Linked DNA regions of Homo sapiens: region 2 is linked to region 1. A link is a loop called in an ENCODE intact Hi-C map of the cell type or tissue named here. Cell type or tissue: heart left ventricle. All regions are shown on one strand. Each heading gives the region's core, and the rest is flanking DNA. Links, peaks and the distances in the headings are about the cores only.

Region 1 (2,907 bases), core at 306-2,805:
GGGGGAGTCATTGGCATATAGATGGTATTTAAAGCCATGGGGCTTGACGAGATCATTTATAGAGAAAATATAGGTAGAGGAGATGAGAACATCTAACACTAAGATCCAACATTTAGAGGAAGAGCCTGCAAAAAAACAGAGAAGGAACAATCAGAGAAATAGTAGGAAAGCCTGAAACTAGGAAAGCCTGGCTCCAGGAGGGAGTGGTCAACTATAGCCAATGTTTCTGAGAGGTCCAGAAAGGCAAGGCAGATCGTTGGGGTTGGCAATGTTGGGTCATTGGTGATCTTTGACAAGAGCAATTTCAGTGAGGATGGAAGTCCTCTAGGGTAGCTAGAGGTGAGAATGGGCTGTGAGGAAGCAGACACATTGAGTGTAGAAATCTGGTGTGAGAGGTCCCACTGTGAAGGAAAGCAGAGTGATGAGGCAGAAGCTGGAGGAGTGCATGGGTGAGGAAAAAGTAGCAGGGCAGTGGATTCGAGGCCTAAGTGAGGACGGAGCCTTGGTAGGTAAGGGTACTAGAGGGAATAAGAATAATAGAGTGTAGGATCAAAAAGTGAGATGATTGAAATCAAGATTCTTAAACTGATGTCATTAATCATGATGGCAAGGTCAAGGGTATGGCCAAGAGAATCAGTGACTCAGATGGGATGAAGGGCCAGATCCTTGGAGGTGTGAGGTACTCCAGGAAGAGAAAAGCCAGAGTGGTAGGTCTATGTTAATGAAGAAGTTGCAGGATGTGGGGGTAGAGAGGAGACAGTCAGCCACCTACTAACATCTTCAGTGAATGGAGGGCAGCGACAAATACAGTCAAAAGATGGCAGCCTTCAGGAGGGGTGGGAGATGAGGCAGTCTTTGGAAGAGCCATTGTTTTAGAAGGAGGAAGGAAAACAAGTGGTCTAGAAGCAGCCATGGGAAACAAGGAGGACATCTACCCCATCTCCCTGCCCAGAGGTATGTGGGGTGTGAGAGAAAAATATAGCCCCCAAAATATAACAGGAGAGTTGTGACCTTGGTGTATAGAAATAAAGGAAACGGTTATAAGAGGTTGAGCATATGGGGAAGGGGCAACAGTTGCTGCCAGTAGACCATGGGTCCCAGAAGGCAGAGTGGAAGGGTTTGAGGAGCTTGGAAGGAATGTAAGATGAGGCCCAAAGTAGGGACTGTACACGGCAATGGAGGGATTGGAGTTTGGGGGGTGATGGAAGACCAGGAGGCCTGGCTTCTGTGGTGAGCAAGGCAAAGAGGGATATGAGTCCTAATGAGATATAGCAGGATTCCGTCAAGAAAATGGGCTCATCAGGTCAAGCCAGCAGACACGGGGAAGCTGAAAGACTGCCTGCCTGCTACTGGCTGGTGGTGCTGAGGCGGAGGGTGAGCTAAGACCTGTAACGAGGGGAAGCTCTGTAGGTCTCCCATATAACCTGCAGGGGGCAGTGTCTCTGTTGAGAGAGAAGACAATTTCAAACAAGCAAAGCATGGAAACAAACTTCCAAGCAGCCACTCATGACTGCATACCCTCAGATACACACTTGTATGCACACAGAGACCCTAGCCCAACCCCCCACGAAGCATGAACTTGTGGACAAAATCATATGTACATAAGCAGGCATGTACACTTTTGCATGTACCAACGTACACACACCATGCATACAGGCCCAACACACCATGCACAGCCATATTACCCCATACCATCACATACACACATGCAAGCACACACCCACGCACACGCACATGCATGCAGAGGCAACCGAGAGTGGGTTTTCTTAAGTCTTGCCAAGCCACAGACATCAGAAAATCAAGCTGAAGTTGAACAATCCAACCCAGAAAAGGGGGAGGAGATGAAGGGCGTGAGAATGAGGTGTGTGTTGCGGTAGTCCGGAAGCGGGGAGCAAGGGAGCCAAGTGCTGAGTTAAAAAAAAAAAAAAACTAGACCGTTTGGAAAAGGGAAAGCCTTCAGACAGAGCAGGAATGCAGGCTGTAATTAGAATCGCTTCAACCGTCTCTAGATTGGGAGAGGATAGGCAAACTGGTTACACATGCGGCATGGTGAGCCCCAGCCCAGATAATACTGGCAAAGCATGTGCACATGGGAGCATGCAAGCGCTGTGGAAAATGCACTTAACCGAACCACATTGGGCCCTGGGGAAGCCAATGTGAGGTAGCCCCCTTCACTTGCCCCTGCAGCCACTTTCCTTCAGGCTGGACCTCTCACCAGACTCAGGGCCACCACCACAAACATGTGTATGTCCCCAACAGGGTAGGACTTGCCAAAGGCCACAGAGTGGGCCTAGGGAGTGATGTGGTGATGTAGGCACTGGACTGGAAGACAGTATCTCCGAGTTTGAGTCCCAGGTAAGCCACTGACAGGCTGCCTGACTGGGGCCACATTCCTCCCCTGCTTTGGGCCTCTGTAGCCTGAAGGGAGATCTTGGGGTCCTTCCAATCTGGCCCTGAGTATTCATCCAGGACTATTGGTTCTGAGCAGCTGGAAGGAGGCAAATGAAAGAGATTTGTGGGGTGCCTGCAAGATGAGGAGCTGGGCTGGGAGGGATGTGAGTGTCTCTGGCTCCCCTGGCCCTGGGCAGAGGTTGCACTGAGGGAGAAACTTCACACGCTGGTGTGCTGTGGGCCCCAGGGACTGAAGCAGGCCTAGGAAAGAGGGCCAGGCGGCCACAAACAGAATCCTTCCTATTCCCTCTGGCCCTCCCCTTCCCTTCTTCTCACCTTTCTCCACCAGGCTTTCTGGGAGGCCTCAGGGCCAGCTGCTATCATCACTAAAAATAGCCTAGGCAGCTTTGGGTGTGAAGGAGCCCATCTTACTTGCAGGGTCCCAGAGGCCTGGCAGGTGGCAGTTGGTATCTATGGCCCCTCCAAGCCTGAGAGATCAGATTATCCTTTTCAAGG
Region 2 (2,907 bases), core at 276-2,775, 290 kb after region 1:
GACAGCTGGGGGCATCTCTAGGCCTGTGTGTGAAGGAAAAGCCGACGGGTGGAGTAACAGGACCGTAACCAGATGGCCCAGATTTCCGAGGACAAGCCTAATTTTAAGTATTCTGTTCTGTGATCAGATCATGTATTAGACAATCTGGCCCGATATTTTAGCTTGAAAAATATGGTCACTAGAATTGATGATGACATAGCGTGAATGCCCTAGCATAGACCAGCAGGCAAAAGATGGCAGAGCTTGGGTCCTAGTCAGGTAGCAGTGTGCTCACCCCGTGTGGTAAAATCAGGCAGTGATCCTATAAAGAGAACAGGTGGCAGGAATAGAAAATCAAGGCCTTCTCTCTAGTTCTAGGACCCAGCTTGGGCCCCTTCTTCACATATCTGTTCCCTGCTCTAGGGTGGGCTAGGCATGGACTGAGAGGGGCAGGACAATGCCATATGGAGGGAAAGCTGCCTACCCTTAGGTGGGACCCTGGGCCGAAAGTCAGTGGAGAGGGGAGCTTGCCCAGATACTTCCTCCAACTGCCTCTGAGCACTCTGCTCCTTCCTGCTCTCCTTTTCCTTTTCTCCTCTTGGATCACCTCCCTCTGCTTTCTATGTGTCTGTTTCTAGGTCTCACTAGTCTTTTGAACTCTGTGGCAAATTCTAGGTAGATCTCTGGGCAGTTTTCATGTATACTGCCCAAGGAAGGTCTTTCAACAAAAGAGCTGGAGTCTGGGAACCAAGGGGAGGATCCAGGCTGGGACTAGTCCCTGCTTGGTCACAAATTTGCTGTGTGACCTCAGGCAAATCACATCTTCTCTGAGTCTCTGTCCCCATCAGCAAGGTTTGGACTAGGTGACCTCTAAAGGTCCTTCCATCTAAAAAGTTCCACGATTTCAGTATGTGTGTGTTGATGCATCCCACGGAATCTCTGTACATCTTTGTTTTTCTTCAAACTGTCAGCCTATTTCTCTGTCTTTTTTCCCTCTCTCTTTCTCCCCCCTTCCTTTCTTCCCTCCCTTTCTGCAGTTCCCTCTTCCTCTTAGACTCTGTCAAGCTCCCCGACCTCTTTCTTCCTCTGAGATGTTCTGTGCTGCCTTTCACCATTGCTCCAATGCTGTTCTTCAGTAAGCACTTATTTATCCCAGCTCTGGGCACCCCTCTGCCACAGGGGTCCCATATGCACTCAGGGTACCAATCTGGCCAACTTAGGGCCTGAGAAAGGGGGACTGGGCAGCCGTAATAATTAACGCCTAGGCTGCCTACCATGGTCCTCTGCTGCCACCTGTCGTTAGTCCGGAGTGACACTGCTCTGGGGGCTGCTGAGCCCACAGGGGCCACTACCGCTGCTCTGGCCGACAGGAATCCATTACATGCAGTGTCCTGCCAGGCCTGATTTAAAGCTCATCCTGTAATCCGTCTTGCGCCCCCTCTGGGCCTGTCTCCGGTTTCCTAGCCTGTGAAATGGATGGAAGTTGTCTTCAGCTCTGGCAGAGAGAGGTGAGGAGTAGAGGCTCTAGGGACACCTGGCTTTGCAGCCTGCCCCTGTGCTTGTCCTGGTGGGTGACCTGGGGTGAATCCTTCCCCATCCCCTTCTTTGCAGCCTGCAGTATTGAAATGGATGATGTGGGAAGACATGGTTGAGAGAAAAGGGGCAAGATGGATTCCTGTCTTTCACACAAGCAGTACAATGCTGAGAAACTGGAAATGGACATACCCACTGCATCTACAAACCTTTGGCCAGGTCACAACTCCATCTTAGCAGCCAAGCCTTTCTATTCATTCACCCATTCACTTATTACTCACCCATTCATTCCACCAAGCAGCCTGGGGCTGTGGGAAAAAGCACTCAGCGGGAAATCAGAAGCCCAACCTTCTCGGCTCAGCTCAGCCACGGTTCTCCAACCTGGGCCAAGCCCGTATCTTTCTCTGAGCCTCCATTCCCTCCTCTGTAACATGAAGGGGTTGGGACAGACCAGGAGAAGTCTAAATTCCCTCCCTCATTCTGCCATTCTAAAGTGATGATTCTCCAATTGCAGGTGCCTTGCTAAGCACACTGGGTGATGAACAATTACAGATCCCCACTCAGAGGCCAGGGAAAACCTGCCTCATAGCCCCCAGACACCCTCCACTCACCTCCTAGACCTCTGGCTGGCCTTTTCAAAGCCCACCAATGAGCAGGCCCTTGCTAAGTTCCTCCTTTCTTCCCCCGGGGCACTGTTCTGGTGCCAACTGTCAGGTCATATGACAAGCACAGATGTCTAGACGTCATCTAGCCCTGGCCACTTGGGTTCATGAAAATCAGCAATTCCTGGCACTGAAAAGTCCTTAAGACTTCCTCCTGGCGATGCCAGCCCCAGCATCCCCAGAGACTTGAACTGGGGCCAGGATGAGCGGGCTGGAGCTGGTTGGCATCAGACTCAGAGTCCCAAACTCCTCCCTCGCCAGGTTTTAAAGCCACTGAGAACCCTGCTGCACAGCCATTGACATCTGAAAGGTTGCAAAGAAGCCTAGCTTGGGGACTGGTGGCTTCCTGGCCCAAGCTCTGCTCCCAGAAATACTCAGCTGAAGCCAGGGTCCCAGGCCAGCTGCATCATCTCAGCCTGGCTACACTGCCATCGGCAAGGTGCCATGCACAGAATTGCAGCCAGGTAGTGGCCTCCCAAAAGGAGCTGGCTGGTGGTGTCTGGGAGCTGTTCCTCATCTCCCCATCCCTGCAAACCGCCCCCAGACCTCAGCCTTTCATGAGGGAGGTCCTGCCCACATCTGCTGCTGGCCGTCACATCTGCAATGGATTACAAGGCTGGCCCAGGCTCAGGCCCATCCCAGATGTGGATTCCCCTGGAATGTGCCTTCTCTCTAATTGTCCAGCCTCTGAAGGGTCCGAGACCCCCTCCTCTTCGTCCACCCCTGCTGCACC

What was found. A loop is a pair of places that touch in the nucleus more often than their neighbours do. Peaks named below come from ENCODE experiments on the same cell type or tissue, not always from the same donor. Only the 100,000 strongest peaks of a DNase experiment are listed, where the experiment ranks them.
Region 2: a loop joins it to region 1, with 2.2 times the contacts of the local background. A loop is called at or near these places in 4 of 110 quality-filtered maps.

The regions. Positions count from the first base shown.
Region 1 is chrX:69,092,723-69,095,629 of GRCh38, forward strand. No RefSeq gene overlaps it. Among named protein-coding and RNA genes, the nearest start is that of PJA1, 71 kb to the right of the region's middle. RefSeq lists an enhancer at 1,961-2,461. In heart left ventricle, for the core only: a CTCF peak has its summit at 1,426 (motif pointing right); no DNase peak of the experiment used is centred there.
Region 2 is chrX:69,386,481-69,389,387 of GRCh38, forward strand. No RefSeq gene overlaps it. Among named protein-coding and RNA genes, the nearest start is that of NALF2, 120 kb to the right of the region's middle. RefSeq lists a silencer at 1,173-1,222. In heart left ventricle, for the core only: a CTCF peak has its summit at 1,279; no DNase peak of the experiment used is centred there.